Linked DNA regions of Homo sapiens: regions 1 and 3 are each linked to region 2. Evidence: chromatin contacts called from ENCODE Hi-C or POLR2A ChIA-PET data. All regions are on one chromosome and are shown on one strand. Each heading gives the region's core, a stretch centred on a gene start or an enhancer-like site at or near the end of the contact. The rest is flanking DNA. Distances are from core to core; before and after follow the strand shown. Region 1 holds the start of TMEM115 (transmembrane protein 115). Region 2 holds the start of UQCC5 (ubiquinol-cytochrome c reductase complex assembly factor 5). Region 3 holds the start of TUSC2 (tumor suppressor 2, mitochondrial calcium regulator).

Region 1 (4,226 bases), core at 202-2,701, 2.2 Mb before region 2:
CAAAGACTGATTTTGTCTTTCCGGATGTGCCCCAATACCTGACTGTAGGTCTCCACCTATGTACAGCGAACACCTCAACAGATGGCATGTGACTCGACCAGTATGCTCCTAGCTTGACAAGATTTTGGAAAATTTCACAGTACCTTCTCCGCTCGGCGTCTTGAGGGTCTGTGCCTGGCAGGCTGATGGTGATGGAGGATGGGGCACCCACATCGTAGCGCTTCACCGTCTTCTGGCATATCTTTACCTTCACCAGGAGGCTGTGCACCAAGTTCGCCAGCAAACCCACCACAGGCTGCAGGATCTCAGGGAAGAAAGTGGCGAAAGCAAAGTGGTCAGCCATGTCCCCTCGGCCCCGGCTATGGCGCTGGTAGAAGCGAAGATATACCCAACTGGAGAGCAGCCCGAAGCCATAGGAAGCCAGCGCCGGGCTCTGGAGCAGCGTGGCGAGCCGCAGCAGGAGCAGCAGCGCCAGCAGCAGCATGGGCATCACACTGACGCGCACCTGGGGCACTCGCAGGACCACACAGTCCCCCATGGTTTGCTTGAGTGCCACCAGGACGCCACCTAGGAAGCCCAAGGCGCCGTGGATACGGACAGTGAACAGGTAGACCAGGTTGAAGGAAGCCATGTAGGTGAGGAGGTAGGCGAAGGCCCCCAGCAGCCCTACAGACACATTCACCACTGAGAAGAAGATGAGCAGCTCCAAGGCCCCCCAGAGGGGCTCCAGCAAACGCCCGGCCACCACCACCGTTGTCAGGCTGATGGCCACGTCCCACACATGCTGCTCCATCAGCCCATGGGTGGCCAGGGTCCAGATCCAGAAGTTGGGAGGAAAGAGGTAGCCCGGGGTGACCGCCAGGCAGCCTGTGTCCACGGCGAAGGAGAGCAGGTAGAGGAATAGTACCGCCGCACACAGAGCCTTCACCACCACGCTGGCGCTGGCCAGAATGGCCCCCAAGTGCTGGCGGGCGCCTGGCAGGGCACGTTGCATCTTCCTGGCGGCTGTCGGCCTGAGAAAAGGGTCTGGTAGGCCAGGGGCCTCCCCGGGGCCTCGTCCTAGTCCGGCCCCGATGGGAGGCCCAGGCCCGGCCTAGTCACTGGCCTATGGCCCTGGTAAAGGATCCGCTTCCGATCGGGTGGGGCTCTGGTCCCGAGGGGCCGAGTCGGGCCTTGTTGCCGGGCCGCAGCGTAGGCCCCTCGCCCGGGACCTGAGGGAAGGCCCTGGACGGCTGCGGCACGCCCGCCTACCCACCCTGTAGGCCCCGTGCCAGGCTAGCCTGGTTGGCGTTGACCTCAGGGCTGGGCCTCCTCCATCCACTGCGAGGCCCTTCGGTTCGCAAGGGGACTGGTGCCTCGTTCTGTACCCGAGTCAAGCCTGGTCAGCTCCCGCTCGGCCTGGCTCCTGGCTTCGACCGTACCTCTTCTCTCGGGGGGCCGACAAACAGGGGTGCTGCGCCTGCGCGTCCCCGGCGGCAGCGGGCTGTCCTCTAAGCGCCTGTCTTCCGGCTCCTCTGCATGCTGGGATACGGAGTCCTTGGTTGCAGCCGGGGAAGAGTTGAACAGGGTTCTGGCTAGAACTACAAGTCCCAGGAGGCCATGAGCACGGACCGGTCCCGTTGTGGTGAGCGCGGGGTGTGCTGGGAGTTGTAGTTCTCAGGGACCGTTTCCGTCGGTTCTCAGGAGGTGGGAAGGGATGAATTAGCATCTCTAACCCCTGAAAGCGGCGGTGAGGGTTCGGGAAGCAACACAGCTCTAGCCCCCACACTTGCTGAATTCCCTAGGAAGAGTAGCTCTATTTGTGCGTGTACCTCTGAGCGAGTGTGTCCTTGTTGGCTGGCGTGTGGGTAGGTGTCACTGTGTGAGAAACAGAACCTCCGTGGTCTGGTGAATGGGACCTGACCCAGGCTGGAACCCTTGCTCTGCCTCGGAGGCTGTGTGGCATTGGTTGGTTAAGTTCCTGAACCTTTTTGAAACTCAGTTTCATGGGCCATAAAATGTAGCTGATGACATGATCTTCCTGTCCTAATAATCAAAGGGGAAAGGGGTGTAAAATGCCAGTCCACCCTGGGTGCTCAGCGAGTGCTGCACATGTTGCCTTTTTTTGTTTGTTTTCTCCCACTTGGAAAAGTTTTTTGTTTGTTATTTCACGTTGCCCTTTTTCCAAGTGAGGTGGACCTGGAGCACGAACCTAGGGCTCCCTCCCGCATAGGGACGAGGCTGGGCAGCCCTCAGTGACCCTCCTCCCCACCAGGGACTTCTGATAACTGCGGAGGATGAGAGGTCTCTCTACAAGCCAGGTCTCTCCACAAGCCTGGGCTAGGCCTGTTCTGGTCCCACTTCACGCCACAGTGACTTCTGACAGGTTGTGTTCTGTGTCTTTTTTTTTTTTTTGTATATGGAGTTACTTTTAAAAAACTGTACATATAGGCTGGGCACGGTGGCTCACGCCTGTAATCCCAGCACTTTGGGAGGCTGAGGCGGGCAGATCACCTGAGGTCGGGAGTTTGAGACCAGCCTGACCAACATGGATAAACCTCATCTCTACTAAAAATACAAAATTAGCCAGGTGTGGTGGCACATGCCTGTAATCCCATCTACTCGGGATGCTGAGGCAGGAGAATCGCTTGAACCCGGGAGGCGGAGGTTGCGGTGAGCCAAGATCATGCCATTGCACTACAGCCTGGGCAACAAGAGCGAAACTTTGTCTCAAAACAAAACAAAAAGCTGTCCATATAATTAAAATAATTCTATGACAAAGTGCTTTTATAAAACACAGGATCCCTTCCTTTCAGCCACTGATTTCAGTGTGTGCTGATGTGTGCATGGCCTACAGGTTAAAAAGGGTGCTGATGCTTTTTTTCTGGGGTCTGGGTTCCCACTGGTTGCCACATCTGGGTAAGGTTGCCAGTTTTAGCAAATCAAAATAAGGATGCTCAGTCAAATTTGAATTCCAGATAAACAATGAGTAATCTTCGAGTATAATCATGTCCCCCTGCCCCCTTTTTTTTTTTTTTTTTTTTTTGAGACAGGGTCTAGCTTTGTCCAAGGCTGGAGTGCAGTGGCACAATCATAGCTCACTGCCACCTCTAACTCCTGGGCTGAAGGGATCCTCCAGCCTCAGCCTCCTGATTAGCTGCGACTACAGGCACACACTACTGTGCCCAGCTAATTTTTAAAATTTTTTTATTTTGTAGAGACATGGGCAGGGGCGGGGTGGCCATCCTACCCAGGCTGATCTCGAACTCGTGAGCTCAAGCGATCCTCCTGCATCAGCCTCCCAAAGTGTTGGGATTACAGGCGTTAGCCACTGTGCCCAGCCCCCAGTTTTTCAGTATAGGTATGTCCCACACAATAGTTGAAACACTTCCATACTAAAAACTCGTTCATGATCTGAAATTCAAAATAGGGTGTTCTGTATTTTATCTTACAACCCTATCCAAGATTGCACGGTCTCTTGCAGGCCATGGGAGCTGTCTTGGGGGTTGTGGATTAGGCATTGCTCTGCAGCCGAACCCTGCAGAGGAGACAGAAAAAGTCTCCATCTTGGCTGAGGCCTCGAAGCCCCTTCATCTATTTAGCATCCAAGCTCCCCAACCCTTGGTGGCCACCTCTTCTCTAAAATCTTTGCTGGTTTTTAGCCTTCTCACCTGGGGGGAAAGGCTTTCTCCTCTTAGTTTGCTCATCTGTGGTATGGGGATACACTAGTACCCACCCCAGAGACTGTGGCGAGGACTCAGCCAGGTCAGTGCGCAGAGAGCAGAGTGTTGGGAGGAGAGAGAGGACTGTGGTGGGAAGGCAGGGACACCTGTGCTCTGGTGGTTACAGGTTATAATTCTCTCCACATGAGAAGATCGCAAAGGTCACACCTTCTAGGGTGAAAATGAACTAGGGCCTAAGCTTGAGAGGATTCACAAAAATGAAGTTTGGCCTATGGCTCCAGTTTAAGCAGCTGCGGCCTCAAGCTCCTGTGGGCCAGGAGGGAGCCGTTGCTGCACTTGTGGTCAGGGCTTCCTGGGCCGTAGGGACACTGGCCAGGTGCTCACTCATAGCTCCCGGCAGAGGCCCTGTCAGGCCCTGGTGGTCTGACCAGACTGCCAGATCCACCTCCCCACTAAACCAGCATCTCTGATCTGTCTTCTTCCCTCCAGGGTCCTGGCTTTCAGGCTCTGGGAGGGTGTTTGTTTTGCTTGTATTTTTTTTTTTTCTGAGACAAGAGTCTCGCT
Region 2 (4,338 bases), core at 1,226-3,725:
GACAGCCGGAGCGCGACGGGTACCCCCCGGGCCCCCGGGTCCTCTGCCGCCCTCTCCGCTCCCGGGTCCGCCCGCCCTACCCTGCGCCTCTGGATGCTTCTGACCCCAGATCCTCCGCTCCTCCCCCTAGTCCTGGTGCTCTCCTTTCCCGGGGTCCTGGTCCCCGGTCTCTGGGCTCGGACTGACTGCCCACTGACCAGAGCCCGGGCCAGTCCACTCACTGGTCTAACAAATAAAGAGCCCTTCCCGCGCTTCCCGGTGCCAGGCCCACGCTGGGGGAGGCCGAGGGGCCTGCAGGGCAGCCGACGTCCGCTAACCAGGTGACTGGGCCGTGCGCTGCAGGGTTGTGGGCCACGGTCACTGCGCCCGCTTGGTTCGGACCTCGGCAACTGGCCGCACTGACCCGTCAACTCCCGGTTTCCCGGCGCACGCCCCTCGTGAGATGCTGTGGTCTTTTCTAGCAACGTCGACAGGCTTTCCAACAAAATTCCTCTTTCCTGCGCAGAACCGCTCTCCACTCGCATTTCTTCTGCTCAGATCCGTATTCCGAGCCCGCACGCATACCAGGCTGTGCTCAGGGTCCGGAGGAGGCCGACCCAGTAGCCGTGGGCCCTGTCGGAGGGGAGCCAGCTGGGCGCGCGTTGTTTTCTGAGGTGGCCGCGCTGTCTTTCAGGGTGTGTGTACATTCGAAACTCCACTGAACCTTGATTGAAGACCTACAGTGTGGCAGTCCATGGCCTGGGGACTGGTAAGGATTGAGGCCGTAGGATGGGCTCGAGTGTGGCGGTGTCCCCAGGGCCCCAGTGAGCAAGTGGGTGTGCTGGGAACCTGGCCACAAGTGAACCTCCTCCAGGCGAGGGGATGCCCTGCAGCATCCAGCCGTCAAAACCTCCTGTAGAAACGGGAGCGAGCATCAAGCCTGTGTGTGTGCATGCTTGGGCGGAGTCTACCCGGAGGAGAAAGAGGCTTCCGGGCTGGCCCTCCAAAGCCGGTTGTACAGGCGGCAGCTCAGGCTGCTCACTGCGGGCCCTATGACCCTTTCTGGGGCCCTGCTTGCTCTCTCCAGTCTGCTTTTGTATATTTTGTGTCCATATCACCAAATCGTCTCATTGGTTCTAAGCTTTCATTTACCTTCCTTAGATTGTCTAATAGTTGTCTCCTTTCTCAAAGCTGTTCCTGCAGTTTTTACTTTAGTCCTAGGTAATGGGGTGACAGCCCCTTTCAGTTATCTTCAGCAAGCACAGCAGCATGAGAAGACGCAATTACAAGTGAAGTCTCTTAAGTCAGAGCCCTGCTTCTACCTGGCATAGTCTCTTAAACTGTCAGTTAAGAGACTACATATAAACAATACACGTTCAGACTCGGCGCGGTGGCTCACGCCTGTAATCACAGCACTTTGGGAGGCCAAGGCAGGAGGATCTCTTGAGCCCAGGAGTTTGAGACTAGCCTGGCCAATATAGTGGGACCCCCATCTCTACAAAAAATTAAAAAATTAGCCGGGCGTGGTGGTGCACGCCTGTAGTGGTGGGAGGATGGCTTGAGCCGGGGAGGAGGGGGTTGCAGTGAGCCGAGATTGCGCCACTGCACTTCAGCCTGGATGACAGAGCGAGGTCCTGTCTCAAGAAACAAACAAAAACCATGTTTGGGAATACATGTGAAGAGCGAGGGCTCTGCCAATCATTATCATCATAATGAATATTCTAACTAATATTAATCAGTTACTATGCTCCAGGGTTGTGTTCAGTGCATCATTCCTATTACCGCACTAAATTATCACAGCGTCAGAACAAGGCCTCCGTTTTACGGCTTAGGGAATTGAGGCACAGATGGGCTAAGGGAGCACCTGTAGAGCAGGGATGTGGTTTGGTAACAGAGTGCATGCTCTTTATACTGCTCTTCTGCGATTATTGTGAATAAAGCGCCTACAAGTGCCTGTGGAACTGTAAGTGCCCCATACAAGATAGCTTTTATTAATTTTAGGGTTCTCACGGGGCGCTTACTTAGATTTTTGCTGTGATAATTGATAAAGTTCAGCTTTCAACACTCCATATCAAATTCTGTTACTTTAGAAGTCTAGGCACCAATCACGTCTCCGAAATAAACGCAAGGCATTGCATAATTGCATTTTGGAATGTGGTGCTGTACATAGTCCATCAGAGAGGGTCATCACTTCTATCTGGGTATTAGGAATAAAAATGGCGGTGGCAGAGTAGGGGGCGCGGCTGCCAACTGCGAGCTCAGACCTGCACTGGGGAGGCAGGGGGCGGGGCCGGGCCGGCGCCACGTGGGCTGTCCTTCCCTTTTGGGCCGTCCCACCTCCAGAGCTGAGGCGCCTGCGCCAGCTCCTTCGAGGCCCTGCTCGGCTTCAGGGAGCACGCGCGCCCTGCCGTGCTCTGATTGGCGGAGCTGCACGCCCCCGCTGCAGTCTGATTGGCGGATCCGCCTCGCTTTAGAAGGTCGGCGCCCAGTTCCGGCACTCGTGCGCCTACCAGACAGTGGCGGAGGACGGCGCTCGCTAGTCTCCCAGGTCGCGGTACACGGCGAGAACGGGCGGGGCGGTCTCGGCTGCGTCCGGGCGATCCAGTGCTTAGTTCCGTCATATCCCTCTCCACGACCTCGGTCGAGCATGTTCACCAGGGCCCAGGTGAGACGGATTCTGCAGCGGGTGCCCGGGAAGCAGCGATTTGGCATCTACCGGTTCCTGCCCTTCTTTTTTGTCCTGGGAGGAACGATGGAGTGGATCATGATTAAAGTGCGCGTGGGCCAGGAGACCTTCTGTAAGTGAGGGGGTAGCAGTCTCTGTTTCCTTTCAGGAAGGCACGAGGCGGTAGGGATCCGTTTTTCTGGGGAGTATTCTCAGATTGCAGACCGCGCATTCCACTCAGAGCGCTGGGCGAGTGCAGTTCCATTCGCTTGGCAGTCAGGGCGGCCTGGCTCTCCTGTAGGCCGGGCACATTGGCGTCCAGCCTTGTGACCTTCCCTGCACTTACAGGCGAGATCACGTGCTTCTTCCAGCCCTCTCATGCCTGCCCTTCACCCCTGCCGGTGACATCGTTTGGGCTTAAGGAACAGACTTGCTCACAACAATCGTAGAAGGGGGTGGATATGAGGGGTCAGGGAAACTCCTGCTAACTAGCCATTTCTCTTTGGATTCTTCTGTCCAAACTCTGGAGGGAGCTGATCTGCCTGGCTTTGCTAATTACCACTACCTTTACAGGACAGTCATTGGCACCAGGTCTTTGGTCTGGGTCCAGATGATCAGCACTGTAAAGATAGTGGTAACGCCTGGCACTGCATTACTGAGCATTAACTCTGGACAGGCCAGTTCCTTTCAGGAGGACTTCCCCAACCCCTCGGCCCTTTCTGCTTTGCCCCTCTCCTGAAACGCTATCACTTGTGACTTGCCAACCCACATTTTAAAGAATTGTTACATTAGTGATTCCTAAAGATCCTTAGTCCTTCTGTTCATCCATTCATTGATACTTAATGAGCATTCTTGAGGGGCTATAATGAACAAGGCAGAGGTGTCCCTTACCCCAGAAGAGCTCTAATGGGAAAGAAGATGATAAAGACAATTAGCATACAAAGTGATCAGTGCTGTGAGAAGGAAGTGGGAGGAACATAGGACTCTCGGGTGGGCGCCTCAACTGGACTAGATGGTGCAGGGAAGGCTTCCGGAAGCAGCTACCAAGTAAAGTAGGACCTGAAGACTGAGTAGGTGTCAGTCAGATGAGGGGAAGGTGTGTGGAATTGAAAGCATCTCCATGGCAGTGGTAGGAGCACTTGTGTGAGAGTATGCTGTGTGTTTGAGGGATTGAAGCAGATCAACAAAGTGGGGATGGCTAGAAGGGTGCCTGGGCAGGGTGGCAAAGGGACTGGAGAACCAAGAATGGATCCCAAGGATTGAGTCATTTTAGGGAGAGGCTTTAACATGTGGAGAATGGCTCCTTGTGGACAGATTGGTAGGAACAGTTACGCTGTATGGCTGTCCAGAGTTGAGACAGTGGCCTGGTCTAGGTTGGGGCAGAAAGGATACCAAGAAGGGATGGAAGTAAAAGACAGCCCAGAGGTAGTACTGACAGGGCATGGTGATTAAGTGGACTCAGGAGATGAGGAGTGGAGGCTTCTGGTGGGACACCTGGGGCAGGGGGTAGTGCATTTCCTGAAGGTGCCGAACACAGGCAGGGCCATCCTGGGCACCATCTGGGACGTGACGAGGTAGATATGGTTATACAGAGCTGAAGCTCAGGAGGCAAATCTGGGCCAGAAATTGGGATTTGTGAACCATTCAGAAGCAAATTATGATGGAAGTCAAATCCCAACATTTTAATTTAATTT
Region 3 (4,153 bases), core at 1,312-3,811, 2.2 Mb before region 2:
GGTTAAAAGGGAAGTGAAGGAAAGGAAGTTCCTACTTGTATACAGTGCCCACAGCCTAGGGGCTGGAAGAAAGCATACCTTGCTTGTAAAGTGCTGTAGCCTCTAGCAGGGCTAGGCCCCAGGCAAACTTGGAAGAAAGCAGACCAGGCAAGGAACCAGGTAACGGGCATTCCTGACTGGTATATGCCCTGCTGTGCTGCTTGCAGGGGTGGCTTGGGAGAGTGGGGTGCTAACTCTGCCATTAGCCTTCACCACCCACCAACCACCTCTTGTCCACACACAAACCAACACCCAACCAATACTGTGGGACCGACCCGCTCACAGCTGAAGGTTATGGGCCAACAGAGTTTATTCAGGGTTGTGGCCCCAGCCTGGGCTCCTCAATGGAAGCCACACCTTGATTGAGCCTGGGAGTTTCTTGCCGGGGCAGGGGGTGCTTCTGTCTGCCACCTCCCAGGGTCACACCTCATAGAGGATCACAGGGAAATCCACGTGGATGCGGGGGTGATCCAGCTTCACGATGCCCTGCCATGGAAACAGAGGCTAGTAAGGGTCAGCTCAGGGCCTCTACTTCAGGAAGCTTCCTTGTTCCTCCCAGATCCCCCCGCAAAAGCCCCCACCATGACAACAGATCCCATCTGGGTCCACCTCCACACGCTTAGTGTAGGCTCTGTGACCGCTGCCCAGCCCCTCACCTGAGGAATCAGATTCTTATGCACTCGCCTCAGCTTGGCCCGCTTCTGCCCGTTCTTGGTGACGATTGTCTCCTCATAGAACTCGTGAGCCAGATCCCCATCCTCATCATAGAACATAGAGCTGTGTAGAGGGAGAAGGAAACAGGCTGGGCTGGAGCCCCACACCTGGGCATGGCAAATGTCACAGGTCACGGGGAAGTCTGTGGTCTTCCCAACCCCAAGTGGGAAGAAAAGAGGATAATATGCCTGGAGAATCCTTTTTTTAAAAAAAATTTTTCGAGACAGAATCTCACTCTGTTGCCCAGGCTGGAGGTGCAGTGGCGCGATCTCAGCTTGCTGCAACCTCTGCCTCCTGGGTTCAAGCAATTCTCCTGCCTCAGCCTCCCAAGTAGCTGGGACTACAGACATGCACCACCACACCCTGCTAATTTTTTGTATTTTAGTAGAGACGGGGTTTTGCCATGTTGCTCTGGCTGGTCTCGAACTCCTGAACTCAGGCAATCCACTCGTCTTCATCTCCCAAAGTGTTAGGATTACAGGCGTGAGCCACGGTGCCTGGCCTGCCTGGAGAATCCTTTGCCTGGGGTTTGGGGTCTACTAGAAGAAAGTGGGAAGTGAGGTGATGGGTGGGCAGTGCTACTATGTCAGACCCCCAAGAAGAGAGCCCACACCAGAGCACACCATCCAGGCAGCCACCAAGGCCAGTTCTCATCCTTGATTTGTTCAGCAAGGGCAGCCATTCTAATATCAGGACTTTGCCTTCACCCAGGACTTCTAGAGTGGGCAGGGTGGTGGCCTGGGCATGTTGGTCTCACTCCAGAAGATGCTGCTGGCCCAGTGTCAAAGACTGAAATAGCAGAAGCCTAAGCTAGGAAGAAGCACAAAGGAATGAAGGCTGCGTCTCCCCTGACCCCACACCCCAGGTGGCTGGTGAATTGCCACTGTTGGGTCTTCCTGGTGTCTACAGCCAAATCTCTAGCACAGGGAGCGCCCATCTCCAGGAGCCCACTAGAGCCAAGCCAATCTGGTACTCTTGTGCGGGCCTCTGGGAGACTGGGCTGGGGGTTGGGTGGGTAGGTCAGCGCTCTGGATCTGGAGAACATAACTGGGTGAGGGTCTTTTTTCCTCAGCCTCACCCCCAATACTGAGGCCTATCCCTGCTTTCCCAGCCACTACGCTCAAAGGTTCAGCCCCACTACTGTCAGGAAAAGCAGCCTAAACAGAGGGTTATTATCCCCTTGGAATAACTGGGGGGGAAAGGGAGGCTAGGACCCTTCAGTATGCAGGCTGAGCCGGAAGGGATGAAAGGAAGAGATCTTATGGAGGTCTTATGGAGGCCCTAGCTTAGCTTTACCGTGCGGAAGGTCCGACCAGTGACAAGCCTCAGGCCCACTCTTCCCTAGGGAGACTTTCAGAGTGGCCAGGCCGCCAGGAGACCACTGCCCGGCTTTCTCCACCCCCAGCTCCAATGAGGCTCAAAATATGGGGGTCGTCCTGGCTTGGCTGTAGTGGGGTACAGCGGTGGAAGTTCCCCCGTGGCGCGGGACGCCTGGCCGCCCGCCTGTTCCCCCCGCCAGGGTGGAACCCATGCCCTTACCCGCGGCGCGTGAATACGAAGGGGGGCACAGCTCGGCCCCGAGGCCGCACCAAAGCTTGCTCAGCTCCTGCTGCCTCTGAGCCGCCGCCTCCGGCCGCCGAGGCGAAGGGCCACAGGCCCCGAGCTTTGGACCCGCTGGCGCCCATGTCAGGGCCGCCGGCGCATGGCGGGCCCCGTGGCCGCTCTGCTCACACCGCAGTCCGCACTACCATAACCTGCCCCAGCCGCTGATCGCAGGTGCCGCCGCCGCCGCCTTCCGCAGGCTCGGCTGTCTCCACGGAAACCTCACTTCCGCTTCCGCACGCTGCCACCTCTGATTGGCTGTTGCTCAAGTCGTGGGGGCGGGACCAATGGGCGCCCTTAGATGCTGGGCATCCCAGCATGCGTTGCGAGATCCCAGGTCCCAGCAAGCGCGATCTGACCAGCTGGGACAGCTCCCACCGAGGAAAGTGGTGGCCGTGAGTCCTCCCGGTCTTTTGGGTGTATTTGGCGGCTCTGACGTCCCCCAACACCTGAGTTCAGGCCTAGCAGGACTTCGCAAGCACCAATCCTCAAACCTGCACTTCAGGGCCTAAGGCCAGACCGCCGGGTGCCCATCTGGCTTCTATTTTCACAGCTGTATTTTTGCGATTGCCACGCTTATGTGAACTAACCAAGTTGAAAGAAAATTAAGGAACTGGCCAGATTCACATAGTTACATTCAGTTCTGAAGAACTTCGAATTCAGTGTTTTCAAACCCAGCAGAGTCCATGCTTAATGAAAGCAAGAATTGTTAACAGCTATACCCTCGGTATCACGAGCAGTGTCTGGTCCACGGTGGCAGCTCTGTATTTGGTGAAGGAGTTATGCCACACCTTCTCCCAGAGCGTGGTGTGTGTGTGTTGAAGGGATGGTTTTGTTTTTTTTTTTTTTTGAGATGGAGTTTCACTCTTGTCGCCCAGGATAATGTGCAGTGGCACGATCTCGGCTCACTGCAGCCTCTGCCTCCAGGGTTCAAGCGATTCTCCTGCCTCAGCCTCCCGAGTACTTGGGATTACAGGCATCTGCCACCATGCCGGCTAATTTTTTTGTATTTCTAGTAGAGACGGGGTTTCACCATGTTGGTCAGGCAGTCTTGAACTCCGGACCTCAGGTGATCCACCCGCCTTGGCCTCCCAAAGTGCTGGGATTACAGGCCTGAGCCACTGCGCCCGGCCGTTTTTTTTTTTTTTGAGTTGGAGTCTTGCTCTATCGGAGTGCAGTGGTGTGATCTCCACTCACTGCAACCTCTGCCTGCCGGGTTCAAGCGATTCTCCTGCCTCAGCCTTCTGAGTAGCTGGGACTACAAGCGCCCACCACCACGCCCAGCTAAATTTTTTTTGTATTTTTGGTAGAGATGGGGTTTCGCCATGCTGGCCAGGCTGGCCTCGAACTCCTGGCCTCAAGTGATCTGCCCACCTAGCCCAACCAAAGTGTTGGGATTACAGGTGTGAGCCACTATGCCCAGCCAGTTTCCCTAAGTTCTAACTGCAGTCCATTTTTGTCTCCACCACAACCTGAGCCCCAGGGAGCTGAGTGATGACCAAGTATGTATGCATACTACATCTTCACAAATTGGTCCATGGTGACTTTGCAAGACACCTGGGAGCCTGTCCATCACCCTTGGCAACTTCTGGCACCATGAGGGGCAACTGCAGCTCTGCGCCTATAATAATAAAGAGTCCAGGCTGGGCAGGGTGGCTCACACCTGTAATCCCAACACTTTGGGAGGCCAAGTTGGGAGGATCCTGGGCAACACAGAGAGACTCATGTCTCTACAAAAACTTTATATGTATAAAAGATTCCAACAGCAGGAGGATCTTGAAATCTTTATTGAGCCAAT

Evidence for each region. Hi-C counts contacts between places; a loop is a spot of excess contacts on that map. ChIA-PET counts read pairs that join two places held with the same protein, here RNA polymerase II (POLR2A). Pooled maps may share reads with other maps.
Region 1: a loop to region 2 is called in a pooled map, with 13 times the contacts of the local background. The contact joins the promoter of TMEM115 here to the promoter of UQCC5 in region 2. A Hi-C loop is called at or near these places in 1 of 37 single-sample maps with no recorded cell type and 8 of 50 pooled maps. POLR2A ChIA-PET finds 5 or more read pairs at or near these places in 1 of 52 experiments (OCI-LY7).
Region 3: a loop to region 2 is called in a pooled map, with 5 times the contacts of the local background. The contact joins the promoter of TUSC2 here to the promoter of UQCC5 in region 2. A Hi-C loop is called at or near these places in 1 of 168 maps with a recorded cell type or tissue (spleen), 1 of 37 single-sample maps with no recorded cell type and 10 of 50 pooled maps.

What each region holds. Positions count from the first base shown.
Region 1 is chr3:50,358,070-50,362,295 of GRCh38, forward strand. It overlaps TMEM115 (transmembrane protein 115), which reads right to left and starts at 1,452. Exons shown (of 2, transcript NM_007024.5): 1 at 144-1,452. The coding sequence starts at 994. It overlaps LOC127898564 (CYB561D2-LOC101928965), which reads left to right. Exons shown (of 5, transcript NR_183066.1): 3 at 49-607. RefSeq lists enhancers at 755-1,645, 1,372-1,671.
Region 2 is chr3:52,534,130-52,538,467 of GRCh38, forward strand. It overlaps UQCC5 (ubiquinol-cytochrome c reductase complex assembly factor 5), which reads left to right and starts at 2,476. Exons shown (of 2, transcript NM_001124767.2): 1 at 2,476-2,777. The coding sequence starts at 2,627. It also overlaps a transcript of NT5DC2 not described here. RefSeq lists silencers at 1-127, 2,162-2,461 and an enhancer at 2,795-3,328.
Region 3 is chr3:50,325,662-50,329,814 of GRCh38, forward strand. TUSC2 (tumor suppressor 2, mitochondrial calcium regulator) reads right to left here and starts at 2,562. Exons shown (of 3, transcript NM_007275.3): 1 at 2,293-2,562; 2 at 696-816; 3 at 1-525. The coding sequence starts at 2,438. The coding sequence ends at 460. It overlaps RASSF1 (Ras association domain family member 1), which reads right to left. Exons shown (of 6, transcript NM_007182.5): 6 at 4,127-4,153. RefSeq lists an enhancer at 2,697-2,806.